Linked DNA regions of Homo sapiens: region 1 is linked to region 2. Evidence: chromatin loops called from intact Hi-C (ENCODE). Cell type or tissue: endothelial cell of umbilical vein. All regions are shown on one strand. Each heading gives the region's core, and the rest is flanking DNA. Links, peaks and the distances in the headings are about the cores only. Region 1 overlaps NRXN3 (neurexin 3). Region 2 overlaps CEP128 (centrosomal protein 128).

Region 1 (17,152 bases), core at 2,993-10,992, 1.9 Mb before region 2:
AGCGGCTGTGAGGTATGAATATATTTGCCCCTTAAGTAGAAAGGAGGTTCAGTTTGCAGACAGCATTCAGAGGAGATGAGTGAAAGGTTTCCATCACTACTATTGATTAAATGACACATAGATTAAAAAAAAAATATTTGGTTGGTTTGGCACAGGTTTCAAACTTTCAGCATCTCTCATGCTTTGCACAGGTGCAATAATATACTTATTTTTTGAAGTCTTCATCAACAAAGGAGTAAATTCGTTTAGCACACAGTGAAGCCAATTCTTTTTCTTTCCTTTTTCTTTCTTTCTTTTTTTTTGAGACGGACTCTTGCTTTGTCACCCAGGCTGGAGTGCGGTGGCATGATGTCGACTCACTGCAGCCTCTGCCTCCTGGGTTCAAGCAGTTCTTCTGCCTCAGCCTCCCAAGTAGCTGGGACTACAGGCGTGTGCCACCACGCCAGGCTAATTTTTGTATTTTTAGTAAAGACGGGTTTTCACCATGTTAGCCAGGATGGTCTCGATCTCCTGACCTCGTGATCCACCCACCTCGACCTCCCAAGCCAATTCCTTTTCTAATTTGATCTCACATGGCCTTCTCCCCCTCCCCTCACCAACTTTTAGTTGAGGCTCCTGTGTGAGTCATCCTGAACTCCCAGTTTGTGTTCCTGGGCTAAGCTCCTAAATCCACTATTAACTTCACTTCTTGTACTTATCCACATCCACGCTCAGTCTCTCTGCTATCTCAATAAACACTTTTTTTTTTGCTATGAAAAATTAATTTTCTAGTGAGCAGAATATCCCAACCCCTCAATCCTGGAGATCAATTCATCCAGAATTTCTCTGAAAGTTCTCAACTTGACTTTAAAATTGTTTCTTCAGATTCCTTTTGGAACCTCAATCTTCACCAGAGATTCCCCATTCTGACTTCTTAGTTCTCATCTTAGATTTTTTCTTTGTAAAATAAGAATTAGCATGACTAGCAGCATCATCATAGTTCAGTTTCTCTGTTTCTGTGGATATTGACTATGACTCCCCCTCCCCATCATTTTCCAGCCCAGCTCCCCTTCCTGGTAGGAGTAGCTATAGCCAATTTGACAGTAGATGTTTCTTTCAGTCACTTTATTAATTTAGAGCATGCAAATTTAGATTATGTTGCTTTGTATTTTCACAGCCTGTCTGATTTTTAACACTAAGCAATTTTATTTCCTAGTTATTTGTTAGCAGATTTATGTTGCATTTTGATTTTTATATTTAAGTTAACCAACATCTTTTTTTCTTATACTAAGAGAGTGATTTGTCACTAGTTGTCAAAACACTGCATAGAAGCTCATAACATGTAAATCTAATTTTTGTGCTTATAGGGAATATAAGAAATTTTATTTTTATTTTTTTAGAGACAGCATCTCGCTGTGTTACCTAGGCTGGAGTGCAGCCTCAAACTCCTGGGCTCCAGTGATCCTCCTACCTTAGCCTCCTGAATAGTTAGCACTATAGGTACATACCTCTATGCCTGGCTAATATTTTTTTTTTAATTTGTAGAGACTGGGTCTTGCTATATTGCCCAGGCTGGTCTTGAACTCCTAGCCTCAAGTAATCTTTCTGTCTCGGCCTCCCAAAGTGCTGGGATTACAGGCATGAGCCACTGTCTCCAGCCAATTCTTTAAATTAGGTCTGAGTTTTTTCCCAAAGAGATAAAACCAATATTGAGCACTTAAGGGTATGATCTGGTTTAGTCTCCCAGATACTGAAGTTTAAGAGACCTAAGAAAATACAATCCTCCCTTTTTTTGTCACTGTAATTCTGAGCCAATAGAGAAAATATTGCAATGAGGATGGAAGGCAAATATCATTTTAATTAGTAATAACACACAATAATATTGCTTACACCCACTGAACTTCAGAATTAGACAGAACTGCCCACTTGAATAGTAGTTCAGAACTGGGCAGACATCCTTTGTGGAAGCAAGGCTTGCTCCTGTAACACCCATTCTATGGATGCATGCAGTAGAATGGACATTTCTGAAGGCAGCTTGCTCCAGCAAAGAGAAACAGGAGGTGTTAGGGGCTGAGCTAAGCATACACAGCTTCTCTTTGCAGATCATCCTTAATATTTCTGATTATGTCACTTCTTCAGGAAAGTTGTTAAAGAGGAAATAAAGAGATGCTATCAGTCTTGCTAATGGAGTTTTTTCAATGTAGAAGGTAACAAGAGAGGACAGGAAGAAAGAATTCCCCCTCTAATGCTTGGCAGTAGAACATGGTTTGTTATGTTTTAACATGATTTTTCTATATAAATGTTGAGGAAGCCAATTTCTACTCTGGCCACATTAATGATGTTTTTCTTTATTTTGTTATTAAAATTTCCAGTCTCTTTGTATTTTTTTTTCAAGCCCTCCTTATCCCCTCTGCCCTAGTCACTCACCACTTCTAGGTAAAATAGGTAATACAAGTTCTAAATAGTTCATTTGTAACAGCTGAAGATATTTCCGTTGTGAATGTCAGAAACCCAACTCAAACGCTTTAAGCATGAAAGGGAGTCTATTGCCACACAGTTTGAAAAAGCCGGGAGGTGCCTGGCTTGATCCAGAGTCTCAAAGGACAGCACAGATGATTCTCTTCATTTGGTAATTGTCTTCTGGGTTGCTAGTCCTCTGATCCCTCTGATTTTCTTATAGCCTCTAGGGACTCAAAGCTTTCTTCTTACCCCTCCAGCAGTCCTTGCTTGCAAAGAATCCTCTTTCCTAAGTGTACCAGCAAGAGCTCTGGAACTGAGTGTGGCCGGGATGGCTTGGGTTGTTGCCAGTTCTAAGGGTGGTCCCTAAATCAGCCACAAGAGCATCACTGTGAAACTTGTTAGAAATGCAGATTCTCAGGCCTCACCCCAGACTTTTGAATTCTAAACTCTGAGGGCCTAAGCCCCCCAGGTGATTCTGATACACCCTAAAGTGTAATGACCGCTTTTTAAGTCTGTAGTCCAAAGTCTGTGACAGTTAGGGGGGTAAAGTACATTGAGTGGTCTAGGCTGAGTAGCTTGATTAGGGTCAACTTTATCCAGTCCAGGTGGTTGAAAGGTCAAGAGGGGTGGGTAGCTTCCTAAAGAAAAATTACGTGTTATTATAAGATAAAGTAACAGTTGCTGGGCAGGTAAACTCAACTGATAAGTCTATAATAGAATCCTTCCCACGAGTACTAAGTGGAGAGTTATTACGAGAAAAAATACTTGGTAGTGATGCCCAAGACTTGTGTGTTGTGTCTTTACAAGGGTCAGAGCAACAAAGGCCTTTCTTCTTATAGTGTGTATTAGTGTCCAGTGATTCTCCTGAATGGAGAATATCAATAGTTTTATCCTTTAGCCTGGGTTACTCATGACCTCATATTTCCCCTTATATGATGAGCCGTGCTGAGCAGCTGCGTGACAGCATGTAATTTGGGCAATGCCTGATTGAGGCCAAGTAAGGTATCTACCATATTGAATATTTGGTTTTCTTGAACTCACCCAAGAAAGCTGAATATTCTGTGTGGAAACAGGTTACACCCAAAAAATATACTTGAGGGTGCTGTGATAAATGATGGTAACTTTTCTGTTTGTACCTCATTTACAATTTTCACAGGTACAATGGTGGGAGACCATACCCGTTTGGAGTTCCACAACATTGAAACGGGAATCATGACTGAGAAACGCTACATCTCCGTTGTCCCCTCCAGCTTTATTGGCCATCTGCAGAGCCTCATGTTTAATGGCCTTCTCTACATTGACTTGTGCAAAAATGGTGACATTGATTATTGTGAGCTGAAGGCTCGTTTTGGACTGAGGAACATCATCGCTGACCCTGTCACCTTTAAGACCAAGAGCAGCTACCTGAGCCTTGCCACTCTTCAGGCTTACACCTCCATGCACCTCTTCTTCCAGTTCAAGACCACCTCACCAGATGGCTTCATTCTCTTCAATAGTGGTGATGGCAATGACTTCATTGCAGTCGAGCTTGTCAAGGGGTAAGTAGAAGGGATCACGACTTATGTTGGACACCTTTAATCTACTGAAGCTCTACGTAAAATATGGACATAAAAATAACTTGTCTATTCTACTCCCTACCCTCCATTCCTGACACATTCTCGCATCTTCCTTGATTAAATGGATCCATAAAATTATTAGGTCTGGAAAGGAGAGAGGCTCATGATTTAATTTAAAGGTCTTCCACTAACTCAACACTAACAGACTTTTTCCTATGAAATGTAGCCCTTTAAAACTATTGAAGAAAAGCTTATTTTTGCAAAAGAGGGCTATGATTTGTATTGCATCTAATTCTTGAGTATTACTAACTACAACCACCCAATTTATACCAAAAGATGAAACATAAATATTTTAAATCCTACCATTAGCCCATATATGCAAGTTTTTAGAAGCTGCCCTTTCCTCAAGACATTTTACTACCATGTATTAGAAAATAGTCAAAACAAAAAACCAAAACAAAAACCAAAACAGATTAATGGTTGATGATGAATTTAAAAGTCACCCCCTTATGTTTTGTAGTGTACAACCTGTGCTACTTTGACTCTGGAGAGTATTAGTAGGTAGTGTTAATGAAGTGGACTCGATGAGTATGGAATTATAGTGAAGCATGATAGAATAAAATCTGACTATTCTTGTAACCTCATATCAAGATTTAAATTATTCCTGCATTATGCCAGTTTAGCATGGGGGATTTGAAGCCCACTATGTCAGTTACACACATATAGCCATTAAACCACTTCGGGGATTTTCCAATTATTGTTTTTTTTTTTTTTTCTTCCTAGGTATATACACTACGTTTTTGACCTCGGAAACGGTCCCAATGTGATCAAAGGCAACAGTGACCGCCCCCTGAATGACAACCAGTGGCACAATGTCGTCATCACTCGGGACAATAGTAACACTCATAGCCTGAAAGTGGACACCAAAGTGGTCACTCAGGTTATCAATGGTGCCAAAAATCTGGATTTGAAAGGTAAACCTTGTAAAGAAATTTAGTTTTTAATAGAGCTTTTCTTACAATAGATAGACTATTTCCAGAGGCAAACCACAGGTTCAGAGTGCCATGCATTTTTGATACATCATCCATATCCTGTTTTAACAATGTTGAATTATCCTGTAATGCAATTTTTTCCGTTTTTACTTAGACTACTCATCAAGAAATGGTTCATTTTCTCTGATAACCTCGGGAATGTCATGCTGTGGGGGCTGAGAGATGACAGGATGAGTGTCAAAGTGTGGGAAGGGCCGTAATACAGAGGAAGGAATATAGGCTTTGGAATTTCAGCTGAATCATTTAATGTCTGGTGTCATCAGTAAACTGTCTTAGCCTTGTTCAGCTTACATTTACTTTTCTTTGCAAAATGAGGATAATAATTGTTAGTTTCTGTATAGGTCGTGAGAAGTTTTGATGGCATGTCTGTATATCCCTCAGCATATTATTGGTAACAAGCACATAAAAAGCACTCAATAAATGCTTGCTTTGTTGACAATATTGTTAATCTTTACTCCATCTATGATGAATAAATTTTTGAGATGGTATATATAAAATGAATGACACATAATAAATATTGGTTTCCTTTTTTTGCAGGGTAGAAACTCAGGTGCTTATCTCATTTATGCTGTCCCCCCCCCCCCCCCCCAGCTATCTTATTCCTTATCTGATGAATTATCTCAAGTGTATCAAACTAGTTGACATGGTCACCACATCCTTTACTCATTCTCTTTTGCTAATTACTTTCCTTTCCAGGTGATCTCTATATGGCTGGTCTGGCCCAAGGCATGTACAGCAACCTCCCAAAGCTCGTGGCCTCTCGAGATGGCTTTCAGGGCTGTCTAGCATCAGTGGACTTGAATGGACGCCTGCCAGACCTCATCAATGATGCTCTTCATCGGAGCGGACAGATCGAGCGTGGCTGTGAAGGTACAACCTATTTTTTTCTTGTTAAGCTACAGCCTTGTTGCAAGCACCAAGCCTCTTTGCTGCCTCTGCCACTGCCTCCTTCCTCAGTTGACCAGTCCTGTCTCATTCTCATTTGCCACGTGACATTGCATCACCATCAGTGTTCTCTTGTCACTGGTTTAGTATGTCAAGACATGTGCCACAGGCTCCAGGAATGTATGTTGGCAGATGTTTTCTGAGTATCACATACTTGCCAATAAAAATAAAATAAAATAAAAAACTTCCCTGGCATTGACATCAGGCTTCTTTCAATGTGTACCTTGGCTTCCAGAATGGCTGAAACAGCACTGGAGACTTTTATTTATACTTTAATACATGATGAGGGGAAAACCAGAGATTTTATGTAGATGTCACTAATTAATAAAATGTTTCTTATTTTGGCTGATAGTGACTGCATTATTTAATGCAAATCTAGCAGGCAATAGGAAAACGATGTCCAAATGCCATGATGATGGAAGGGAACTAACATTTACTAAGTACTTACTAATTATCAGGCATTGCTAGGCAGTTCTTTAGTGTGGTATATTGGAACATTATGGGCTTTGATATTAGAAATACCTGGATTCAGCTCCAGGTAGTAGCTCTTGTTAGCTATGTGACATTTGGAAGGTGATGTAACTTCTGTAAGCTATATCTTTCTTACCTATAAAACAGGGCAATAAAACTTACCTTGAATGTAAGGAGATCAGAAATACACATAAAATGCCTGGTATGTAGTAGGTACTCGATAAATGGTAGGCTTATTGTTTACAAATATTATTTTATGTCAAACATCTAATAATACTGCATGTCTACCCATGCAGCACAACAAACCATGCTCAGCCTGTTCCTGTAGATGATCCACTGTCTCTTGAGATACTAAATGAATTTTACAGGTCTTCCTGAATCCAACAATTCTTTGCAGTGTAAACAATCTAGTTTTAACCAGCAGATGGCAGAAGTGAACACATTCAGCCTTCCCTAGTAGTCTTGGGTTGGCTGAAAACGTGACTGTTACCTAACTTGAAAGGCAAAGAAGTTGCCTGACCAAGGATCTATGTAATTATTTCCTTTTTTTCTTTTTGAGCCTTTTGGTTGAGCCTTATGGTCCTGTGTTTGCGCAATATATTGTGTTTCCTTGTATCAGTTGTTAATTTACCACATCAAATCTGTTCATTCCACTTCTGTGTTCAACTTCATGTATCGCTTCTGTTCTTAAACAGCTTCCATCTGGGTTAGCTCATCATCGTAAAGCACACATTTATAAAAGCTTCCTGTCAGCTTATCAGGCTGACTTGGAGTTATGGAAATTGTTTCCCTTTGCCTAAGAGTTATTTTTGTATTTTGCACTAGTAATAGGAATGTTCATTCCTATAACCCACTCCATTTTTCCTTTATCCAGAAATATTTCTTAAATTGTCTTGGCCAAATATGGTGTTTGTACTATGTAGTGTGTGTGTGTGTGTGTGTGTGTGTGTGTGTGTGTGTGTGTATAAAGGGACAGGAGGTTGGGAATCACTAAGCCCTTAAAGCAGCCACTTTGCTCCTAGAAATGAACAATTTCATTCAATCAGGGATTTTTGTCTCCTTGGCTTGCTTTTAGTTCTTTTGTGTATTAAAGGGCAATCCTGGAATAGACGTAGCATTTGGAATTAAATTGTATATAGTGTTTAGAAGATTGTAGAATGGCAGTAATTCCATTTATCCTGGAATAATTAATCATATGAAGTCAAATCACAATATAAGAGCACATATTAGAAAGCGTAAGATACTGGTCAAATGTTACAGAATTTTTATTATGCCATCAGTTCTTCAGATTTAAAAGTTAACAGGAATCATCCATTAACTCTATGTCAGTGTTTTCCAATAGATATATGTAACACATGCAATTATAAATTTCCTAGTAGCTACATTTTAAAAAGGTATAAAGTAACAGGTCAAATTTATTTTAATTTTGTATTTTATTCAATTTAACTAAATATACCCAAAATATTATTTCAGAATGTAATAGAGATAAAATTATCAATATTTTGCACTTTTTTTCACATTAAGCCTCTAAACTTGAGTTTGTATTTTATACTTGCAGCACACCTCAACCCAGGGGCTACATGCATTTAAAGTGCTCAATACACATGTCAATGGCTACTGTATTGGTAGTACAGGTATACAGAATACAAAAATTAAGGTGTAAATAAATAAAGCTATAGTATTGGATTAAAAGGAGGTCTAAGCTTTATAAAAGGGTACTAAAATGTATAATATAAAGGGAGAATGACCTCACTTAAGAGAGTTTTAAGAGAAGCAGTAAGAGCATCAGCAAAAAGAAATTACATAACGAGTTGGGGAAAATGTCCCTATCCCTATCTACAGCTCTATGTGCAGTTTGGCATTACTCATCACATGCATTACAGAGAGCTCCGACCTTCCTCTGAGTATGGTTGATTGTTCAAAGCCGGATATTGTGGCTTGATGGCTCCACCATCTGAATCTATGGTGAGTCCCATGAGCCTAATAGCACTGCACTCTATTGCCATGGAGATAATTACAACGGTTACCCACTGAGCATTATGCCTACCCCGCTGGGTGGGATGAAGTGGAGGGTGAGTGCTGAGGGAAGAAAGTCCTTGTTGATTGTACACAAATGACTTGGATAATTAGCCTAAGTGGCCAGGAAAAATGGCCCAAAATGGGTTAAGGCATAAATTACTGTCATTGGAAGTTTGTACCACTGTGAATAAGCCCTTGCAAGAGATCCCAGGAGCATTTTAGGGTTCTGTGTAAGATGGTGGGGAGGTAAAGGGAGAGCACAAAACACTGGAGACACTGCAAAAAGGCATCATTTTTATTCTGAATCTCTTGTGTAGAGCATGAGACCCCCAAGAAGGCCTTTGAGCATTAGGTAGTATGAGGACCACAGGAAACAGAACAAATTTCTTAATTTATCATTTCTTTTACATAGAACAGTAAACAAGTAGGGGATGAGGTTTTATAACTAAGAACTAAGACCAGAATCTCTTCAAGATATGTTTTATTCTAGCAAATCTAGAATACACAGATAAACATATATATATATATATACACACACACACACAGATAGATAAGTATCTGTATCTATCTACATTTAATATATGTTTCCATCAAAGTCATTGACAATGACACTTTAAGATCCCTAGGTAGTAAATGTGTTACCTTCCCTATTATATCAGACCCATGACAGCAGGTAAAATAAAAGGCAAAAGAGTCCAAAATTATTTTTATTTATTTTATTGATTGAGTGAGTGAGTGAGTGAGACGGAGTTTCGCTCTTGTTGCCCAGGCTGGAGTGCAGTGGCGTGATCTCGGCTCACTGCAACCTCCACCTCCCAGCTTCAAGCGAATCTGCTGCCTCAGCCTCCCAAGTAGCTGGGATTACAGGTGCCCACCACCATACCTGGCTAATTTTTGTGTTTTTAGTAGAGATGGGGTTTTACCATGTTGGCCAGGCTGGTCTCGACCTCTTGATCTCAGGTGATCCACCCACCTCGGCCTCCCAAAGTGGTAGCAAAATTATTTAAAAACTTGCTAATTTAGTACTCTTCAGCTCTCAAGTATGAGTAGCAAAAAAGAAAAAAATCTTGAAACTAGTATTTGATTTTATGTCTCTGATAGATGCAAAGTGTATAATTTAGATATTAAGTGCAATTTCTGGGCAACTCCTAGTCAACATTTAGTTGTAACTTGATACCTCTCAATTTAAGCTAGGGTTTTAAAAAAAATCATACCTGATTTAATATGTGGCTGGTAAATGTATCTTCCTATATTGAGGCCAGCTTTGCTGCAGAGGCCAAGGCATGATCAGCTAGAAATGTGGTTTCACAATTGCAGATGATAAACATCTGAAAGAAATACACGTGCTTTGTTTTGAAACTGGCACGAATAAATAAAAATGACATTAGTCTGGTGCCCTTTTGCCTGCAACTATTTGGGTTTGGATATATTTTTAAAATTAAACAAATTGAGCTTTTTGGTGTTCCCAAATCACCGTGATCCAAATGTCTAATTCCAGTGCCAAATTCCTGGGTGGCATTTGCAAGAGGGCACAAGGGGTGCACTCGAGTGACTCTTTCATGCTGAACTCCTAATGTTTAGAAGTATTTCTATGGGCTCCATCTGATTGCACACACGTGTCTTTCAGTCTGACCGTGCACTCCCTGAGGTTGGCTGTGTGGATGTGAGAAAGCTCTTGTTGCCCTTGTTGCCCGTTGCCTGTGCTTTGTCAAGTCTGATGCGCCCCTGCCCTGCTCTGCTGACTTGGCTCTGAGGAGGCCGGCTCTGTCCCTGGTCTGCGCGTCCCCCTCTGCCCTACTCCCCAACCCCATCTTTGCTGTCTCTGGTGAACCTGTAGAGCATTTCAATTGTCTGTCTGAGTGATGGTTATGCAGATTGCGTTTTCATTTCTGTAATGTTATCCTGGTTTATTCTACCTCTTACTAACCTCTGGTTATTGTTTTCGCTTTTTCTGTTCTTTTGCTAACAAAGTTGCGTTGACCAAAGCTGACCTGCAAGGTAGAGAAGGTTCTTGTTCCCATTACCACTTTGGACTGAAAGATGCCCTGTGTAACCCTTGGTATCTTTTCTTTAGAGATCTTCAAGCTGTCACACCTCTTGGACAGCAGCAATTGTGGGGAGGTGGCTGAACCCTGTGTTCTTCTGAAAGGGTGACAGATAACCCAGATCAATGCATGAAAAATAGCTATCAAGAGGAGACCTCATGGGGGAAGAAACATGATTCCATTTTGGGGGGTACCAAAGAGGTTTGACAGCATCCCATACCGTGACTATACATAAACATATTAATTTACTCTGGAAATGATAAATACCTCTCCAAGTAGTTGCCATGGAGGGGTTGGCTCCTCTTAATTTATTCACCATACATAGAAAAAAGAACTTGGAAGGAAAAAAAAGGCCAAGGCCAGCCCTTATGCCTTAAGTTATTATTTTCTGGATCAGGGAGGTCATTTCCTGGAGCAGGACATTTAAGTACTTGGGCTTTATGAAAGAGAATGTCATTTTCTCTTAACTAGTTTTAAAGTTTTAAATATTTCTGGGCATTTGGGAGACACTAATGTCATTAAAATGTTTCAGAGATTTATATTTTCTATTGGGGATTTTGGTTGAGCACTTTAATTTCCTGTTTTGTGATCGCAGGAAAAAAGTACTCTTGAGGAAGAAGATGATCTGTCATTTTAATCCTGAATACCCTATAAAATACCACATGTGAGATGTTAGTGAATATCTATTGCAGAAACTACTTCATCCACTATTCAAAGAGGCATCTTACAAAGTCAGTAATGGCCCACTGATCCTATGGTGCCATGCTGCTATGTCTCAGAATAACAAGGGAGGAACAAGCATTTTAGGTGTCTTTTGGCTGATTGTCAAGCAGGAGACTGAGCCTCATGACCTCTGCTGAGTTTGCAGTCAGTCCAAATTGTTAGAAGTAGTTAAGGCAAAGGTAACGTTCAAAAAATTACTTTTCATCTAAAAAGATCATTGACTTTGCTGTGACTTTCTTGTTATATGCCATGTAGCTAACCAGTACAAGCGCCTATCTATCCAGAATACATCCACCAATGAAGACTCTGTCACTATTTTACCATAACTTTGTTTTTCTTTATCGCCTCTTAGCAGATTCACATATATTTTAATATATATTTAAATTAAATAAAAGAATATACACTAGTTAGGACTTAAAGTCAGAGGAAGCTTTACAATAGCTTTCAGTTTCAAAGTATAGAGGGCCCTTGTGGCAATACTGTTGTTTTAGACATTATGTTTAATTGTCAAGAAAGATCCACTATGTATTTCTCTGTAAATGGAAGAGAGAGAGAAGGGGGCAGGACTCAATCTGAATGCAAGACAATCCAAGGAGATTGAAGCTCCTTAGGACTGGATTTAGCGGATTAAACTAGACAACTACATCTCTTCCCTGACTTTACTATCACGCAGGGTAAGAACTATATGGATTTTGAATTCCCAGAGCTTAGCATATTCTCTCACCTAGAAAATCTGGACATGGCAAAATAATCTGAAAGTTCTCATCCAAAGGAATAATGGTTTGTAGGGAGAAGTGAGTCATTGATTTCTATGCCTAAAGTAAATTGTTTACCAAAGCGTAGATACAGATTTAGGGACATAGTGGTTTGGAATATATTGATGTTTCCTTTTATGGAAGCTGTCTAGGCATCAATATGGTTTTAACATTATTACTTTATTGGCACGAACTTTCCTCCATTCTTGTAATGACTTGACAGTCTCTTTGTTTGTGGCAGGAGCTGCTTTTTTTTTCGATTATTTGGGGCCGTCTTACTCTTTCCCTGTTTTATAGGAAAAGCTTTTAGTTTTTTGTTTCCTAACATTGGGGTGTGGACTATTACTCACAAGCTGGCTTTTTCAGCTACAACCTGTGAGTATAGATAGTACTAATTACCATGAAGTATGAAGGGTAGTGAAGATATATGACAAGGAAATGAGGCAGTTGGAAGCCTAGACAAAAATGTATTCAGAAGGAAATATAACAATGAGGTGTAAGAAGTGACGTAATGAGTCTAGATGAGTCAACAGCTTAAGTCCTCTTGTTATTGTGTGGTTGGGGTAGTGTTTTATTTTTTATTTAAAAATTTTTAACTTCTCCAGTGAATGTGTTGTTGAATTTAACAGGAAGTTAGTGTCAGCTATGCCTGTGTATCAGGGACTAGGTACTGGGGATGCTAGGATACTGCAGATGAGATGCAGTCTCTAACTTCAAAGAATTCCACAGATGATCAGCCAATAATTACAATGCAAAGTGAAAACTCCTATCCTAGAGACATGCGTCCTGCCATGTGAGCATGAAGGAACACACTGGATCGTGTAGGGTCATGGTGGTCATGGGGAGTGCTCAGGGGATATCTTCTCAGACAGAGTTTGAGCTGAGTCTGAAGGACAAGTATGTTTTAGATGGATGAACGATGGAAGCACATTCGAGAGCTTGGCTTAATTGGGAATCTACAAGAAGCTCAATGTGGCTGAAATAATGTGTGTGGGGGGATATGATAGCACATGAAATGGGAGTGGTAGGATAGAGACAGGTAATGACAGACTTTTCCTGTAAGGAGTTGGACTTTATCCCAAGGATGCTGTGAGGAGGACAGAGATTTGGGTTGGATTTTCATTTTATCAGGATCACTCTGACACTAGAATGGAGAAAGGATGATGCAGACAGAAACTAGAAACAGAGAGCAGATTCAGGAGTGAAGCAGCATATTCCAAGACAGAGGGAAGAGACATGCCCCCAGTGCCTGTTACTTGACTTGGTCAAGGAGGTAAACAAGTTTCCCTTTCACATGAAACCTCAAAGAGCAAGAAAGAAAGTGAACTCTTTCTCCTGTTTGCTGCACACACCCTCTCCACTGCTACACTGTTATTCTGGTTAGTAGCACATGTATTTTCACATTATGACAAAAGATATCAAGAAAGAAGTTTACCGACTTTCCTGGTTTCAGGCCAGAATCTACATCTCTCTAGGTCAACACAGGAGACAGGAGCTCTCCACGGTACTCCTGTGATCCACGGGAGGGAGGTTGCCTTGCTGAGCAGTGCAGTCTTTGTATCAGTGTACCTTGGACAGAATGACAGCTTCTACAGAACATTCAGAAGTAACTTTCTAATTCCTTTTTGTTTTTAAGAAGGGTATTAGTGGAAAGGAAGAGATTTCCTAAAAGCCTATTCATGGAAGAAAGGAGCTGCAGAACTATAAAAGAAATATTAAGATTGACCTGTTTGGTGTGAGGCAGATGACATAAATTATGAGAAATAAAAGAATAACTCTTTTTTGTATTAGGTGATTAATTAGAATCTTCCTATTCCATCTTTAATTATAACTTCTCTTAGCAGGTTTTATTTCTGATGTTTAATGACTTTTTTTCTAGAAATGTAAGGTGTCCCTCTGCCCAGATGGTGAACACGTGGTCAGGGGATCCAGGATCCATTGGATCTGGGTGCTAAGTGCTGGCTATTTTGAGAAAGTCAATCAATGTATTGGGTTCAGATGCCTTGGAAATCTCAAGATTCTTTAAAGGCATTTTAGAACAGAGTTAGAATTAGTCAAACACCTTTAGTTAGGTAAAGGAAATTTTAATTCCCCAACTGTCTTTACTATGATGAATATTGTCCTCCACCTCATTTTCTCCGAAACTGAAGATTGTATCACATTCTCCATTGTATTTTTTGTTATAAAATATAGTACTTGACCTACTATAAGTTCCTCAAAATGCTTTCTATTGTGGAAAATAATAAGAGAGACATAAATTGCAGTGAACTTCCCATTATTGTTCTTGTGTCCTTTTCCTCCACATTATACGAGAGAGGCGTACAACACAACTGTGTCAGTGTGGCACACTACCAAAATGCATCTTGTTTCTGGACTCCTCATCAACTGTACACCCAACTTAAGTGGGAGGAGGAAACCTGATTATTGTCCTTTCTAGCAGAATTGCTGATGATCTTTATTGAGAGTCTCCTTGATGAAGGCATACACTAAGGACTTGGCAGGTTGTATCTCCATTGTGACTACAACCTTAGCTGATAGATACTGTTGTCTGTTTCATAGGTGACTTTATAGGTCTTGCATATGTTCTTTCATTTAATCTTCACACCATATGATGCAGTAGAAATACATATCTCCCTTATACAGATGGGGACACTGAGGTTTAGAGTTTAATATCACCAGCCCAAGGTCACATTACTAGTAAGTGATTAAACTGGATTTTAAAGCCCATGACCTTTCGCCTATTATGCCGTATGGTGTGAGTCTGGGTTTGCTTATTTCCAAAGCAGAAAGAGTACATAGATGACCAGAGAGTATCTGAGAGTGTCCTCCATGCTGACTTTATGGTAGATGGTTTTCATATCAACACCATTTCGAAAAGTTCTAGATAATATTTGCACAATGTTAGAGCAAAGTATTTTAAATTACCTCTTTTTTTGTTGTTGTTGAGACTGGGCTTTGAAACTCCTTCTCTCTCTCTTTTAAAGTATATTCCACTGCCCCAGCAGACCCCTACATCAGTGCCTAGAAAACAAGGAAAAGCAGACAGACTCCTCAGTTTACATTTTCTAAAGAATCATTGACTTATGAGGGATTGTGTATCACTTTGAAAAGAGTTATTTGACCTTTGTGACCCAGGCATCCCATGAAAATAGGGTGGGTTGAGGAAGAAGGCTTCATGCTACCAGCCATCCTCTCACTCTTACAAATACCCTACCTGCAGCAAGTATCAACTCCCACCTCTCTACTGTCATGGAAGGTGCTGTGGGTAAATCACTTTACTCTTAAGCTGTAATTATTCTTTTTAGATCATTGACCATCAAGAGCAGTGCTGTGCTAGAGCTGGCACTGGCACAGGAATTTCTAGGAATTTTGTAAGCCAGTTTACATGAGGCAACATGTTATGGCTTGAAATTGGCTATGAGGGGAGTACTAATAAAACCAACACATGTTACAAATCAGTTTTATTTTCCTTTTCCTGGGGTGCTGGTTGTTAAACATTTACTAGTGATATATCACCAATAAAAGGCCACTGGGGATAAAGATACCATGAAGCCATCTCAGTCAACCAATTCCCATCCATGGCCATAACCAATTTTATACCCAACGTATTATGAGAGGGTTGAAGTGGTTGAAGAGAAAAGGGTGTTAGTGAAACTGCTCCAAATGTTAGATTTTATTCTTTGTCTTTTTCACTGATCACTCTAATCATGTGACCTTTTTAAAACCTCTGTTTGAGAAGAGGAAGCCATAAGCATCTGAACATGCTTGAGAAGAGTGGTTTTGATGCCTTGCTTAGCTTTGGTAAGGCATAGGTCCTGACTTCAAGACAAAAAGCATGATCTTGGGAATACAGCCACCCTTAGGTCTCTCTGACAATGAGATTTTATAATAAGATTTAGGACCCTATTCTCTGGCATTGCCTTATGTTCTATAAAATGTGACCTAGAGTATTCGCGTCTCAGTGGATTCACTTGACATTTTTAAGTGATCATTGCTTTCTTATTTTAAAGCTAAATATAAGTGAATTTGGCTTCCTCCAGTTAAAATGAATAGATCTTATGTTGTCTGTAAATGACTCTCTTCAGAAAAGCCAAGGGGACTCAACACTGTAAATTTAGAAATACTCTGAAAGCTATGGAAGTAGCTTTGCTGAAGGGTCCAAGACATATATTCAGCTAAGTAAATAGGCTATCCTTATTATCAGGAATACCCTCTGTATTAGTTAGGGTTCTCCAGAGAGGTATCATATATATCATATATAGGATATATGCATCTTATATATAATATATAAAATATATATTATTTAGATATATACATCTTATATATAATATATTATATAAAATATATATTATTTATATACATATGTATAAAAATAGGAATTGGCTCACATGATTATGGAGGCCAAGAAACTCCACAGTCCGCTGTCTGTATGCTGGAGAATAAAACAGTTGGATTCTAAAGCCCTGGGAATGGGGGTGGCAGGGGCAGAAGTGGCATGATAGTGTAAGTTCTGCTCTGATTCGAAAAGCCCAAGAACCAGGAGCACAAGTGTCCAATGTCTGAGGGCTAGAGAATATGGCTATCTCACCTCAAGCAAAGAAAGCGAATTCCTCCTTCCTCTGCCTTTTTCTTCTATTCAGAATAGGACCACAACAGATTGGATGATGCCTACTCACACTGGGGACCATCTGCTTTATTCTCTTCACCAGTTAAAATGCTAATCTCATTTGTAAATACCCTCAAAGACATACCTGGAAATAATATTTCATTATTATTATATATAATGACCAGGTATCTGGGCATCCCTTACCTCAGTCATTTTGACACATAAAATTAACCATCACATTCTCCTGAAGACTCTCAACTCTTTAATTTTTATATTTTAGCAGTCGAGACTATAGATTGCTCAGGTAGGCAGTAAGAGTCTTTCATAATCCATTTGCATTTTCAAAAATTTCCCTGTAGGGTTTCTATAGACTTATTTATATGAGACTTATATAAATACACACACATATACATAAATCTATGTATATTCATCTTTTTTCTGTACTTTTTTCCTTCCACCCAACTACTGTTCACTCATTTTTTTCCTATAAAACAATGTAAATTTTAAAATGTGAAAGTAGAAAGATTAGGCACTTACCAGG
Region 2 (17,152 bases), core at 3,670-11,669:
CAGTCCAATGAAATTTCCGGAGAAAAATTATAAACATAACCTATCCCAAGTTCTCCTAATCACTCAGCAGTGCTACAGTTGCACACCTTTGGTCACAAGGGCAAGAACATGTAGATCATTCACTGATAAACTAACAACACTATAGAAAAACAAGTCTGTGCTCATATTAAACAGTCAGCATCATTTACTTGAAGGTACAAACTATCAAATCAGATTTTTTTTCCAGTAACAATAAAGAATGAAAAAGTTATATCACTGAAAACTAGAAAATAGTTGTTCTTACTATATTTTGTAATTAAATTCTTCACATGGGTAGAAAATAAAAGCCAGTGAAAAAATATTTTAAGCTTAACAGAATATGATGTGATTCCAATCCAAAGTAGACTACACGAGCTATAAATTGAAGTTACAAGTTGTTTATATTTATGTATATTAAAAATTTGAGGTAGCTTTAGGGACATTTTCAATCAAGCAAAAACTCAATATTAAGTACTGAGTATGTATAAAACACTATCATGGAAACTTTAATTAAAATTTTTTTAAGATGGAAATCTGATGTCTATCTCTAAAATTCTTTTTGGACGCTTAAACACAGCTCCAAAGCCATCAAACATCAATAAAATAATACATATTTTTAAAAGGACTCTATGCATAATACAGCAGGATTTTATTGCTCAGAACATGTACTACTCATTTATATTAACACATACTTTTTTTGTCATGTTCTTTGAATTTCTAAATTATGCTTTTTCTCAAATCAAATTAGAGATTCCTCCCCCATGAGAACTAGCTAAAGTAATGGAAAATTTTAGCCTTTAAGTTCATCCAGTTGAGGATTATCTGTGCCAACAAAAACCAAAACAAAAAAAAATTAAGTTTCTTTTCAAGGCAAAAAAAAACAAAACAACGCATTCACATTCTAAATCCCTGAACCAATATCTAATTTAAAAATAGCTAGGTGGGTATTACTTAAATTGTTCAAAGAAATTTATTTTTCAGCCATGACCAAGGAAAGGAAATTCTATACCAACAACTACAACTTAAAAAATAAAAAATAAAACAAACCGCACACACCACACACTTTGGTAGGTGAAAAGTAGAAATGCTTGATAAAAGTCCAAAAGGAATTCAATATTGATACTATTATGATACCATACATACTTGAGGGATATCAAAGTAAGGGAGAAATTCAAAAAACTTGGTATGAATTGAAATGTGTGTATTTTCCCGATGGAAATGGTAAGCACATAAGTCAAGTCACAAAATACAACAATTCCTCTTTTTCAAAAGGTAATATCCAATATCACGTAGTTAAGTAGGATTGATCATATGTTAAATACTATTTCTAATAGTAACAGTAATCCTTAATAACATTCCTTAAAGATATCTATGGTATTTAAACATAAAGCTCAAGGTTTTATTTTAAGAATGGCCTAGATGTGTTTTTTGTTTTTTTCATTTTTCTCTTCTTATAAGATGTTTATTATTTCAAGAATCCCAAGAATCCACAAGGGCTCTTATAGGAATTATCTTGGTGGAAGAGATGGATGCTTTTTCTGACCTATTTTCTCCAATGAACAAACTTCTTGGTTCCACTATGCCCATACCTACGGAATCCACCACTGTTTAGGGCATCCAGTGCCAATGAACCCAAACAAGGTCATGAGTTTAATCACCAATTCCCTTTGCTCTGTTTCGTGGACACAATCTTTACCCTAAACCTAGCCAAGGGCCTCACAGAAGGCTAACTAGACCAGAGACTATGAATGAATCAGCAAAAATTCAATACCATGACTACAAAAATAACTCAAAGGTAAACCCCTGTTGACAAGTGTCAGGATTTCATTCTTCAAATGTTATAAATTTGCCAATCTGCAAAACAAAACCTTAATTACTTCATGAAAAAGCCAGTATGCTAAAAAGACATACAAGTCTTTTAACTTCTTTAATTCAAAAGCAACAATGGTAATGAGTATTATTCCCTAACATGCCATTGCTTTTACTGGAACAGATTATATTTTTATGCAATCTTTTACTTAATAAAATCTTGCAAGTAAAGTTAAATGTGAGCCCAACAAGTGCACTTTCCAGGATTTCCTTCAAAATCAAAAAACAAATGCTCCTAGTAGAAGGTCTGTTTTTATCCGAGTAGTTTCCTCTCAAAAAGAGATGCATAGTTTTATTAGAAATCCAGAGTAATATAATACTTCATTTGACTTTCTAAATGCAGGGCCACTGAGTTAGGATTGTTGACAAATAGAAGATCATAGATAATTATGGAAATTTAATTTAGAATTTCTCAAGTTGTATATCTTTGAACAGAAAGCTCTGTAAATATACAACATCTTCCAGTGTCCAGAGTTAAAGGATGTTATTTTATGCCTTTGGGTTTAGAAGGGTTTTTTTTGTTTTTCACTATTTTCTAATAAAAATAAAACAGTACTAAGCCAATGAATAAGTCTATCTGTAGCAAAACGGTTTTTGTTTGTACAATATTACTATGCACTCAGTAGTTGCCCAATAAATATTAATTGATAATGATGGAAATGGGCTTTATAAACAGATGGCCTAGCATAAATTCACTGAAAACATAGATAGAAACATTCCACTCTTCAAGAAAAGCGTAACATAGAAATTGAACAAATCCTGCACACAGAAAATCTCAGTCTATTGTCAGGCAGCTGTTCAGTCAACAGGGGCAGCAGACATTTTTCATCATCGTCATAGCATTAACGGCATTAAATGTCTATTTGCATATGGTGCTGCACAAAGTGACTCACACAGATTCACGCTAGCCTTATTTGTTATAATTTACAATGACAATATTGGCAAGAACATATAAGTACACATAGCAAAGTAAAAGTGATTAAACATAATTTGAGATCTAGTAATATTTGGCATGAACATAAAATATGTGTCAGGCTTAAACACAACTCACAGTAGCAATCAGAGTATTTATTTAACATATAAACTTCTACTATTCCCCAATAGCATTACAGATGCTTTACAAGACGCTTACACATATGCTGAAGGATTAAGTAGAATAAAGAGAGAAGTCAGAGTCCCTAAAAGAATAAGTAATGACTCTTCAAGAACCTAGAAAGTGAATATAATCTCAATAGTTACCAGTGGGGAAAGAAGAGATAAAAGAAGAACAAAAGTCATATGGGCACTAGCTCACGGTTAGTAGGATGGTAAGATCAAGGAAGCTATAAGCAAATTGATCAACCCCGGAAGGCATCCTGAAAAACACACACTTTACAAAAATACTTAAATAAGAAAGTGTAAGATAACATACATGGTAGAATTTTGGAGAAAGACAGTTAAAATGAGGAACTGAATGGAGCAGAAAGTATATTGCAAGCATTTAATAATTAATAGCCTTTAGTATTATTTTCTTAATAAAGTAAAAAGCTTCAGAAGACATGACATAAATGTTAATTATATAGAAATCAGATTACAAGAATTTCATGACAACTTACATTTATACATCATCTTGTAAAACTGCACCCTTCAATGAATCCAAAAGCTAACAGCTGGCATGCTACTACTTCTGTGATGTAGAATACATTTCTAAACTTTCAACTTTTGTTTTATCATTATTCAATACTAGGCCAATGAAATATATTATCAAACTGGAATATTCTTTAATCCAGCCAACTATTTCCCAATACCAGAAAGATAATATAGCTTGTAGAGACTGTCTACAATATCTAAGTAGCTAGCTTGCTCTGTAAATGGAAATTCAAGTATCAAGTACAAGGTTGAAAGAGACATCCTCCAAGGTCTCTTCAGAATTCTCTTCTATAGAAGCTTTGGGGGAAAAAATATCTTTCACTGAAAAAAACATCAAAAGTGTTTTAGTGTCATCTGTAAGAGGCTGAATAAGAGGGCAAGGAGGGAAATCAAGAAAAAGACTAAAGAAGGTGACTGAAAAGCATGATGTATCTCAGACCTGCATGTTTCAAGCTGTGCCAAATAGTGTTCAAACGCCTTTGAAAACTAAATCCTATAATAGTCAATCATTCTTCACCATCCATTTTCTTTTTATCAGCATGTCGACATTAATGGTTCTCTCACAGTCTTATAGAGAACAATGTTTATTTCATCTTTGCAAAGAAAAAATTTGTTATTTGTTACCACAAGTAACAAATATAAAGAAGAAAATAATTAGTATGGTGTATGATGATAGGACAAAGAGCAATGGTATGGATAAAAATGATAGTAGGTCAAAATTTATATAAGTGTTTCAGCCATTGATTGGTAAAGTGCTTGACATGTTAACAACAAGCAGTGGGGCAGAATCACATTCATGAAGAATTTCCTAAAATAATGTGAAAATACAGTCTTAGCAAAAATGCCACCTCTCTCACCCAAACTTTCCCCAAGGGGCCATAAAGAGGTAATTATTTCCCCTCTGAGATATTCTGTAGACTACACAAATGTGGAATAATGCCCTTACTGCATTGCAAAGATAGTTAACATCTCTATTTCCTCAACTAAACTAGGGGTCCCTAAAAGGTGAGATAGTATTTTAGGTATCTTTAAATCCCTAGTCCCCAGCGCAGTACCTGAATTATATTAGGTACATGATAGTATTGGCCAAATGAATATTTTACTGAATGAATAGTTACTATACAGTAAGCAATATTTATTCATTCATTCCTTCAAGAAACACTTACTGGGCCCCTACTCTATGCCAAGCACTGGTCCTGGTACTGGGGATGCAGCAACAAGCAAAGCAGGTAAGTCCCTGCCTCCATAAAGCCTGCATTCTGCTCAAGGGGACAGATGGTTGACAAATAATGAAAGTGTTAAGAAAACATACAACAGTGCAAGGGGCTCAGGAGTGAAGGAGTGTTTTATCTATGATAGTCAATAAGGGCTTTCTGAAGTAGAGTTCTGAACATGAGCGCACAAACCGTACAACTGTTTCAGAGCTGAAAATTCCTAGCTGTGGGAACAGAAAGTGCAAATGCCCAGGAGCAGGAGGTACATGGTATATCCATGGAAAAGCAAGACGGCCAGGATGGTTGGCCTAGAGTTGGCAAGAAGAACAACAATAGAAAATTAGGGGTTGGGCATGGTGGCTCGTGCCTTTAATCCCAGCACTTTGGGAGGCCAAGGTGGGAGGATCACTTGAGGCCAGGAGTTTGAGACCAGCCTGGTCAACATGACGAAACTCCATCTCTACTTAAATTACAAAAAATTAGCTGGGTGTCTTGGCGCATGCTTGTAATTCCAACTATTCAGGAGGCTGAGGCAGAGAATCGCTTGAACCTGGGAGTCAGAGGCTGCAGTGAGCCAAGATCGTGCCACTGCACTCCAGCCTGGGAGACAGAGTAAGACTACATTTCAAAACAAAAAAAAAAAGAAAAAGAGAAGAAAGGAAAGAAAGAAAGAAAATTAGGGTGAGAGGAATTCAGAAACCAGATCAGAGGGGATCTATTGTCTATAAATAAACCATTGATTAGCCAGACATGGTGGGACATGCCTGTAATCCCAGATACTCGGGAGGCTGAGGCATAAGAATCACTTGAACCCAGGAGGTGGTGGCTGCAGTGAACCAACATCATGCCACTGCACTCTAGCCTGGGCAACAGAGTGAGACTGTCTCAAAAAAAAAACAAAAGAAACCATTGAAGGGTCTTGAAGAAAGATGTGACATTATCTGATTCTGTAAAAGACCACAAGGAGGTAAGAATGGAAGCAAGGAGGCTACAGCATTAGCCCCAGCAAAAGAGGAGATGTAGTGGTAGGAAATGAACAGTTTCCAATTTAAAAAAATATTTTTTAAATAGAGCTGACAAAATTTAATGATAGACTTGGTGTAAAGAACAGGAGAAAAGGAGAGGCAAAGACATAAAGGAAACATATAAAGGTTTTAAAATATAAAACAAATTATTTTATCAAGATGGTTATCTATCTGTTTAAGAAGAAACATTATAAGATGAACCACACAAAAAGAGTAAGATTTTGCACCTTCCAAACAAGTTCACAGGTCAGGAGGAGAAAGAACTGGAAACTGGGAGCTCCAGAGACCCAAGTTCGCCCACACTTTGTGGCTTTGAATCACAGCATCACTGTAACTTGATTGCCCATCCAAGACTAACACTGGCGAGGAAAGTTTCAGGATCTCATTCTCAGATAATAAACATAAAACTGTAACTTTTTTGTCACAACCATACAAAATCCATTAAACGATGAAATAATGAGGTTATAGTTCTAAATACTATCCTAATACTTGACCACAGTATGGACAAAGATATATAAGAAATAACAGCTTTTCATTTTTTGAGCAATGAATAATTAATACCACAACTTTAATATTTTTTAAAAAGGGATTTGGGGTACTTAATAGAAATACAAATTAACTAGAAACACAATGAGTCATGAGAGCTATAAAAAATGCTTTTCCAACAACTAAAGAAAAAATAGGCAAAGGATAATCTATCTGTTGGATAAACTATCCAACAGAACACCAATAGAAAATAAATATAACTGGGTAGATGGACAACAGTGTACAAAAGGAAATCACCACCAAAAACAAGAAAATAACAATTAGGAGAAAGAGGTTTAGGTCTACATAAGATGAATATTTATAGAAAGTATCTTTGGGAAAATTCTGCATGCACAGCTTCGAAATATTAAAAGTGGAAAAGGGAATGGGAATATATGATTCCCGCGAAAAAAATGCTCATATCAAATTATAATCTGTTTTACTAGATATAAATAGTTTCTTCCATAGAGGGAGGGAGGGAAGGAGGAAGGAAGAAGGGAAAAACCTGTAATCCTGAAGAGGAAGCATGAAACTATAATACAAAGGCAAAGAAATGACAGTTTTCATGATAAATACAGCAGGTGTCTTCATATAAAATACACAATGTGTCATACTTTTTAACAGCAGAGGGTAACACCGTTTCAAATTTAAATTTGTAATAACAGACAGTTAATTAGATTTTTTTCATTTGTGAGGCTAGTGCCAAGTACACTTTCAGAAAGCCCTAAGAGTTGAGAGTATACACACTATAAATAATTGTTTTTCAATAAATTTGGCCAACTTTAATAAACAGTGTCTACTACTTCACAATTAATGGTTCAATACTGACGACTAGTGGTCAAAACTTGTAGTAATTCCCTATCAAGTATTCTATGACCTTTATCAATTTATTTAAAACATTTAATGCAAATTATGTGAAAATCTAAATTAAAAGATATTGCCCTCACAAACATTCAGAAAAACACGAAGAAAAGGAATTGTATCTACAAAGTCTCTTTAAAAATTCTTTCTGTCCATTATTTGCAGTATCCCAAAAGAAAAGTCAATCAGCATTTGCTGTCAGCTCACAAAGGAAACAGTTCCATGAAATGTCACTTTATTCACGCTCACACAGCTATGTTAACATTCTTCATAAATCCATAATTAATATTTCAAAGAGGTCTACATTTAGAATGCATGTATCTGGGCATCTCCATTCTAAATTTCTTTTTCAAACTTTGTTAAACACAAAGATATCAAAAATCCAGCTGTCTTTATTAAGTTGTCAGTATAGTTTGAAAACCAGCAACCCACTATACGAAAATGTTATTTTTATAGAGTTGAATTATGTTTAATTTAACTATGATTGAATTCTTGAAGAATGTTTATGGAATTTTGAATATATCATTGTAACTACTATATAAACTTCAAATAAGTTAAAATTGTTTAACTTTTACTTTCTGTCTTCAGGAATGAGAGCAGTAGAGTAACACAAGGTATAAAAATCTTGGAGTGAAATTTACCAAGAATGTTATATGCAGCTGAACAATCACTTACATTTGGAAACGTCAATTTCTTTAGCACCTGTTCAGTGAGCTCTGTGTGATAAACCCTGTACTACCTGTCCCAGAAACAAGGGTAAACGAGATGCACAAAGCCCCTCCAATGGAGTCTACATTCTTTGGCAAAAGGCATATAATAGCATAAGCAAACAAACAATAATTATAGTTTGTGTTAAATGCTATTTTTAAAAATAGAGTAATATGATACATGACAGTGAGCAATGGAACTGAAGGGGCGATTTTAGAAGGCGAGGAGGAACGGGAAAGTTTTCCCTAAAGAGGTCACAATTGAGCCTGAGGAACGAGAAGGGAGAAAAATGTTCCAGTAAGACACTGAGAAGAATCCAATGTAGCTGGAACATAGATATCTTAGACTAATAAGTACTGTATGTTTAAAATCTTAGAACAGCTATCAAAAGAACAGAAATATAATCTACAGCTCCAAAGCAAACAGAAAGTATAAAAATGAATATATAATATACTCCACTCCAAATAGAAATGGGAAAAAGAAACAAAAAGAGAAGTTAAAAAAAAATAAATAAGATAAAAACACTTTAAAATATTCCAATAATCGCAGTAAGTATAAAATGACTAATGCAACCATTAATTTATAAGATAAAGTTATTTTTAACAAACTATAAGGTGTTTTGTAAGAAACATGGAAAAATGGAAATACTAAGGAAAGATTAAAGAGGGAAAATGATATGCCATGAATAAAGTAATCTTAAGAATGTTAAAATCAAGAGGCACACTAGGTAATATTTTTTAAATAATTGACCAAGAAGTAATTTAATTATACATAAGATACCACATGCACAAAACAGATAAAAGAAAACTGACACAAATCACACGGAGAAACTGATAATCTCTATAATAATGAGAAGCTTTAGATATATGTACTAAGAAAACAGAAGAACAGAACAACAAAATTCACAAATGACCTATTAAATTTATATATGTGTGTGTGTATGTATGCATGTATGACATGCACAAGCACATAAAATTCTGCATCCAAAACACAGAAAAATATTTGTTTCTTACTCTGGAGTACTTACAAAAAATTGGTCATAGAATTAGGTCAAAATGGAAGTTTCAACAACTTTCAAAGGAGTTAAATTAAAAACAATAAAAAGAGTTTAAAAATAAGCACACATATATCTCTGAAAATACCAAAAGACATTCCTAAATAAGTTTTGAGTTATAGAGAAAATTGTAACAAATTATAAAAGATTTTGAAAAAAAATTACCATAAAAGTATAACAAAGCATATGGTAATTTGGTTAAATTTTCATTATTCATTTTAAAAAAGCAGAAAAATCAATCAAGCATTCAATTTTCAAGCCTAAAAAATAAAACAGAATAATCCTTTAAATGAAGAGAAAGAGAGAGTAACAGAGTTAAGAGCAGAAGTTAATGAAGCAATAAACAAAGCCAGTCAAAAAGAAAACTAATAAAATAATACTATTTCTAGCAAGACTTTAAACATGAATTACCAAATTGACTTAATAAACAGGCTATACAACCCAATAAACATTAAAAAAAATTAGTAATCTGCAGCACCAAAAAGATATTAGACACAAATTGTTTTATGGGTAAGTTTCAACAGACATTCAAGAAATAGATAATCCCTCTCTTACACAAAACTAAACCACGAAATAGGAAAAGAAGGAATCCATCTAATTCATTTTATGACACTAATGTAACCATGCTTCTAAAACCAAAAACGTCAGTGCAAGGAAAACTAATCTCAATCATAAACACAAATATAAAAATCCTAAGAAAAAAATAGCAAGTTAATTCAGCAATGTATAAAAAAAAATTATAATCAAATAAAGTTCTCAGGAATGCAAGGAGGGCTCAACATCTATTGATGGAATCAACCATATTTAAATCAATATATTTAAATACCCAAAGTTAAGTGCACAGCAAGAATATCTGATAAATTTCACAACCCATTCATGATTTTTAAAATAAATAAATAAATAACAGCAAACATCTCTTGGCAACCTAGGAATAGAAGGCAATGTTCTTAATGCGACAAAGGTTAGCACTAAAAAGTAGGGGCAAACACCATACAACATTTAACACTTAAGAATCATACAAATATAGAAGTAACACAAGAATTCTTGCTATCTTTGCTTCCATTTAATATTAGACTTCAGGTTCTAACCAGTGCAATAAGATAAAAAAAAAAGAAAAGAATTATAAAGAGACTAAATTGCCTTTAATTTCAAATGATATGATTATCTATACACTAAGATAGTATGTCAGTAAAGCTATTAAGAAATTATAAGGACTAATAAGGGCATTGAGCAAAATTGTTGGATATAAGAACCATATATGAAGCCAGTTGTACCCCTGTATACTAAAAATAACCAATTAGAGATGCAATTTTAAAAAAAAATCCCATTCCAGATAGAAAGAAAAACCATAAGGTACCTAAAAATAAGTCTAACAAAAGAGGTCTAAGACATTTATACAGACAATTATAAAACATTATTGGAAAACATTAGAAAAGACCTTCTCTTTAAATTAGTCTGTACTTAATACAATCGCAATAAAAATGCCAGCATGATTTTTCATGGAATAGGACAAGAGATTTTCATTATCATTTACCAAAAGATAATAAAACCTATAATAATTAAGAAAGAATTATATTAGTATAGGGCTAGACAAGCAAATCAATGGCAAAGCATATAGAGGTCAGATAGATATTGTAGGAAACTAGATATACAACAGATGTGGCATTTAAATTAGAGTGGAAAGAACCAATTTTTATTCAAAAATGATGCTGAAGCAACTGATGAGTCATATAAAAAGCAAATTAGATCCTTTCCTCTCTCCTATTAAAAAAAAAATCCCCGGGGGGAAAGAGAGAAATCCCAAATAATCCAATATTTTTAAATGAGCAAAAGTCATACATAGGCACTGTATGTAAGCACAAATGCAAACTGCCAAGAGGTGTGTGAATAGATGCTCAAATTCACTATTAGAGAAAAGTGAATAAACATAAAAATGAGTTAACACTTTATACTGATCAGATGGCAAAAACTTAAAGAATTATAACCACTACTTCTGGTAAGAATGTGGGGGAAAGAGCTACACTCAACCATTGCTGGCAGAACAACGTGCAGTTTCAGAACCTCTGGAAAAATAAGATCTACCAATGGCAATATAAGATTACATTGGAACCATGTCAGCTAGTTGGATGAACTTCCAGAAAACATTGGCAAAAAAAAGGAAAAAACAAGAAGCAGAAATGTATACTAAATGTGATCTCATTTTCTAAAAACGAATACATGACCAAAAAGTCCCCATATATATGCAAAGGTGTATATATAGTCTATATACATCAGTCCAGGTAATTAAAAGCAAACAGAAAAATATAAAGGGATACCTTCCAGGCCGTCAACATGAGTTCCTTTTTTTAGGGGTAAGAGAAGTGGTTCATGATGAAAGAACAGAGTTGGAAGAGATGTAGGAAAAAAATCAGCCATGTAAATAAATAAATAAGCCTGTATTGTAAGAGAATGTCTGAATATTTCATATGATCACATTTAGTTATATTAAAAAACGCTTTTTGTACTAAATATTTAATAATGAAATGTTAAAAGAACTACGTGAGAAATAAACCTAGTTAAACACAGGACCAAAACAGTGTATTAATGTGGTCACTACTTAACGTATTAAACAAATATTTAGTAAGTATTATCTTCAAATACTAGAAATGAAAAGTGTTCAAAATAGGTAAAATTAAAAGAGAGAACATATCAAGAATCAGTAACATAAATAATCGGGGACAAAGCTCTCACATATGTATTACCAGAAACTGGACAGTGAAAGAAAAAAAAATGCCATCTTTACAGAAGAAGAAAAATAGTCAATGGGATTAAAGCTGGTTAAAAGAATAAAAAGTGTGGCTCAAAATAAGCCCCGATTTATACTACACACACAACTTTACCCCGTGAAGAATAAACACTGGAGTAGGAGTTTTAGGATTTTCACTTGCTACACGCATTTTCCAACAAAGTAGTACATGTGTGGTTGTCCTGTTGTGATAGTGCTTTCAGCCTCTTGGTGGTTTGAGGGCTCTGACACCCTGCCTGTGTTACTCTCTGCTTACCGAACCCCATGGGGCTCACACAGTCCTGTCCAAGGACTCAATTCTAGGGCTTATGTCCTAAGAATAAGAAAAATAAAGTACATCCTCTGAGTTTTCCTCCTGCTTTCCACAGGATTGTGTTTGACTTTTAAACTTTCATTTACTTGTAAACTCTATTGGTCCTTCTCAAAGATTAGAGAGGCTGCTGGGATGATCAATACGAGAGTGATTTTAATGGGCATTTATAACATCTAACAATATAATAGGGAAAGGAAAACTTATGAATAACTATGCAAAATATGAATATGAATAACTGTATGCAAAAATGTACGAGATGACTACAAAAAAAAAGGGGCATTGGTTATGGAAACAAGAGGGAGGCAAAGTGAATGATCAAACAAAAGTTTTACAACTGAACCTTGAAAAGGTAAGCAAAGGCGAGTCCAAGATCTGCCAGCCTTGGAAAGGCCTCCACGACTCCAAACAAAGTAGGGGAGTCTGGAAAGAAAGTGCAGGAAAAGGGGTTAATGAAGCCAGGTTAGAATATTTGCCTGACTAGGTTCTCCCCTGCTGTGTGATACTCGAAATATCACAGAAGCCTCAAGGGAGACGCAAAAGCTATTAAGAACACATTAGAAAAACATCCTAGGTTTCATGGAAGCTTCTCCCTTAATGAGTCCAAACTAAATACATTAATAAAGGGTACCCGAGGCTTTTCTTATGTGGTATCTGTATTACTCAGCATCTCTGGGGCCATAATTACATTTCTGGACAAAAATGAATAGCTACTTCTTCATTAGGTTTTTCCAAAAAAATGAAGAAAAATGTTGGAAAAAAAGTATCGATTACTTTAATTTTTCTTCATATGGCCTTAGTTTATTGATGAGCTTCACATAACCTGGTTGTCCCTCAGAACAGACTAAAAGCCACTGAGCTGAGCTCCCATCTTAAACACTTAATTTCTCACTTAAACTTCACCATCGTCTATTAAGATTCCATGCCCTTGCCTATCCCACAGACTTCCCCATGAAACAAATTTTAATTTTAAGGCATCTAGATCATATGTAAGCATAGAATATTGTTGATACAGATAAGGGAGAAACTACTGACTTAATATGCTATAAAATGCTCTGAAGACGGCCAGGCATGGTGGCTCACACCTGTAATCCCAGCAAGTTGGGAAGCTGAGACAGGCAGATCACTTGAGTCCAGAGTCTGAGACCACTCTGGGCAACATGGCGAAACCTGTCTTTACAAAAAATACAAAAATTAGCTGGGTGTAATGGTGTGCCCCTGTAGTTGCAGCTGCTTGGGAAGCTGAGGTAGAAGGATCGCTTGAGCCTGGGAGGTTGAGACTGAGTGGGCCATGATCACACCACTGCACTCCAGCGTGGGTGAGTGTGACCCTGCCTCATAAAAGTGCTCTGGAGTGTGCCTGCGTGTGTGTGTGTGCGTGTGTGTGTGTGTCCAGCATTTATCTCATGTTTTTCTTTTCTTTTTTTTTTTTTTTTTTTTTTTTTTTTGAGACAGGGTCTCAATCTGTCACCCAGGCTGGAGTGCAGTGGTACAATTCCAGCTCCCTACAACCTCTGCCTCCCGAGTTAAAGCTATTCTCGTGCCTCAGACTCCCAGGTGGCTGGGATTACAGGTGTGCACCACCACACTAATTTTTTTGTTGCTGTTGTTTGTTTTTTGTATTTTTAGTAGAGACGGGGTTTCACCATGTTGGCCAGGCTGGTCTCAAACTCCTGATCTCGAGTGACCCGCCCACCTCAGCCTCCCAAAGTGCTGGAATTACAGGCATGAGTCACCATGCCCAGCCATGTTTTTCATTTTAAGTAATTCGGCTGAAGATGAAGAAATAATATTCAATGTATATGAAATAGCCAGTAAAAAATGAGTCAGGAGTTTCCAGGATGCAAACCAGAAGTTTAAATTTTTATCTAGGATTTTATGTAAATATTGAACCTGCAAAAAAAGTGGTTTTGGCTTTTTTTTTTTTTTTACAGTTTTTTTTTTGTTGTGTGTTTACAGTCTACATACCTCTTTCCCAACACTACAACCTACCAAGCCTACCCCCACTCCACTAAACTAACCAAAGTTATGATACTATCAAGCACCTCATCAAAAGGAGTTTATAGTATGATAATTTACCTCAATGTTATATACTTGACTGTGTACACAGAAAAGGCTGATGGGTATAGGCTTAACAACACTTGAATTTAGGTCGGGCGTGGTGGCTCCCTCCCGTAATCCCAGCACTTTAGGAGGCCAAGGTGGGCAAATCACTTGAGGTCAGGAGTTTAAGACCAGCCTGGGCAATATGGTAAAACCCCATCTCTACCCAAAATACAACAACAAAAAAATCAGCTGGGCATGGTGATGCCTGCCTGTAGTCCCAGCTACAAGGGAGGCTGAGGTGGCAGAATCTCTTGAACCCAGGAATTCGAGGCTGTAGTGAGCCGAGATCATGCTGCTGCACTCCTGGGCAACAGAGTGACCCCATCTCAAAAAAAAACAACAACAACAACAACAACAACAACAAAAAACATGAATTGAATTAGTAAAGTTCAAAGTATCATCTACAATTTAAGAAAGATAATATTAAAAGAATATAGTCATACAACCCATTTAAAATACTCATCTCTCTTAAAGAAGAGACTTCCATGAGATAACCAAACCAGGTTGTTTAAAATACAATGTATGAAGGTCCTTACCAAATAAAGAAAATCTGGCCATACTGCCCAAGGTAATTTACAGATTCAATGCCATCCCCATCAAGCTACCAATGACTTTCTTCACAGAATTGGAAAAAACTACTTTAAAGTTCATATGGAACCAAAAAAGAGCCCGGATCGCCAAGTCAGTCCTAAGCCAAAAGAACAAAGCTGGAGGCATCACACTACCTGACTTCAAACTATACTACAAGGCTACAGTAACCAAAACAGCATGGTACTGGTACCAAAACAGAGATATAGATCAATGGAACAGAACAGAGCCCTCAGAAATAACGCCACATATCTACAACTATCTGATCTTTGACAAACCTGAGAAAAACAAGCAATGGGGAAAGGATTCCCTATTTAATAAATGGTGCTGGGAAAACTGGCTAGCCATATGTAGGAAGCTGAAACTGGATCCCTTCCTTACACCTTATACAAAAATCAATTCAAGATGGATTAAAGACTTAAACGTTAGACCTAAAACCATAAAAACCCTAGAAGAAAACCTAGGCATTACCATTCAGGACATAGGCATGGGCAAGGACTTCATGTCTAAAACACCAAAAGCAATGGCAACAAAAGACAAAATTGACAAATGGGATCTAATTAAACTAAAGAGCTTCTGCACAGCAAAAGAAACTACCATCAGAGTGAACAGGCAACCTACAAAATGGGAGAAAATTTTCGCAACCTACTCATCTGACAAAGGGCTAATATCCAGAATCTACAATGCACTCAAACAAATTTACAAGAAAAAAACAAACAACCCCATCAAAAAGTGGGCGAAGGACATGAACAGACACTTTTCAAAAGAAGACATTTATGCAGCCAAAAAACACATGAAAAAATGCTCACCATCACTGGCCACCAGAGAAATGCAAATCAAAACCACAATGAGATATCATCTCACACCAGTTAGAATGGCAATCATTAAAAAGTCAGGAAACAACAAGTCCTGGAGAGGATGTGGAGAAATAGGAACACTTTTACACTGTTGGTGGGACTGTAAACTAGTTCAACCATTGTGGAAGTCAGTGTGGCGATTCCTCAGGGATCTAGAACTAGAAATACCATTTAACCCAGCCATCCCATTACTGGGTATATACCCAAAGGACTATAAATCATGCTGCTATAAAGACACATGCACACGTATGTTTATTGCGGCATTATTCACAATAGCAAAGACTTGGAACCAACCCAAATGTCCAACAATGACAGACTGGATTAAGAAAATGTGGCACATATACACCATGGAATACTATGCAGCCATAAAAAAGGATGAGTTCATGTCCTTTGTAGGGACATGGATGAAATTGGAAATCATCATTCTCAGTAAACTATCGCAAGAACAAAAAACCAAACACCACATATTCTCACTCATAGGTGGGAATTGAACAATGAGAACACATGGACACAGGAAGGGGAACATCACACTCTGGGGACTGTTGTGGGGTGGGGGGAGGGGGGAGGGATAGCATTGGGAGATATACCTAATGCTAGATGACGAGTTAGTGGGTGCAGCGCAGCAGCATGGCACATGTATACATATGTAACTAACCTGCACATTGTGCACATGTACCCTAAAACTTAAAGTATAATAATAATAAATTAATTAATTTTTAAAAAAAAGAAAGAAAATCTGGCATTCATGTGACTTCAATAGCACATGAGTAGCTGAGGCTCAAAAAAGGAAGTGGATTCCTGGGCGTGCATGGCCCTTTTGTTCAAATCAGGACAAGAAACAGAAATGAGTGAACAATTCTTTAAAACCCCTACAGAAAAGGAAAATGGCTTTCCCTTGACCAATTTCCAATGATTAACACTGTGCTTTTGCATTAAATGGGAATAGGTAAAGCTCTGAGGACCTAAGGACCCGTGAGATAACAGCAGCAGATTTTAGCCAAAACCACAGAATGCCTCCCTGTAATATATTATACCTTCAAATCTCTGCATCCTATAATTTCAAATAAAAACTCTTAATGTCTTAAGTTTTAAATGTCATATTTTTCATTAACATTGAAAGATACATTTTAAGAAGGCAAAAGAGCACAGTGGCTAGAAGTTCAGGCCCACCTGCTCAATTATGGATTTAATTTTTCACCATAAACAGGAAAAAAATGCATCAATTACTATTATCATATGGTATAGGAATTTCCATAAGTATTTTTAATAAAAAGAAGGGAAAGTGTTTCCTCTCCTTAAACATGACCTTTCCGGAACAGTTTAAGCCATTTAACATGGGAGCAGGAAAATACATCAGCTTAATCTTTCCTAGCTTCCACTACTCTGTTTATAATCTAAAACCACTTTTTAAAAACGTATAGGTCACTGCTTATATTAAAGTAACAAAATATGAAATTAAATAGTTCTTATCAATAGTGATCTCCTATTGTATTGTCAGAGATGGAATTCCAAATCACAGCTGAAGCTTTTAGTCAAATTGACAATTTCAATGGAAATACCCAGGCTCTGGTATCTTAAGAAAAGTGGTGGGAAGCAATCTTTT

Evidence for each region. Peaks named below come from ENCODE experiments on the same cell type or tissue, not always from the same donor. Only the 100,000 strongest peaks of a DNase experiment are listed, where the experiment ranks them.
Region 1: a loop joins it to region 2, with 10 times the contacts of the local background. A loop is called at or near these places in 58 of 110 quality-filtered maps.

Annotation. Positions count from the first base shown.
Region 1 is chr14:78,962,430-78,979,581 of GRCh38, forward strand. NRXN3 (neurexin 3) reads left to right here. Exons shown (of 21, transcript NM_001330195.2): 12 at 3,596-3,977; 13 at 4,779-4,969; 14 at 5,744-5,917. Among named protein-coding and RNA genes, the nearest start is that of NRXN3-AS1, 100 kb to the right of the region's middle. In endothelial cell of umbilical vein, for the core only: a CTCF peak has its summit at 6,901 (motif pointing right); DNase peaks (open chromatin) are centred at 5,162 and 6,992; H3K27ac peaks cover 2,910 bases.
Region 2 is chr14:80,843,303-80,860,454 of GRCh38, forward strand. All of the region lies in intron 9 of CEP128 (centrosomal protein 128), which reads right to left. Among named protein-coding and RNA genes, the nearest start is that of CEP128, 90 kb to the right of the region's middle. In endothelial cell of umbilical vein, for the core only: a CTCF peak has its summit at 7,126; a DNase peak (open chromatin) is centred at 7,109.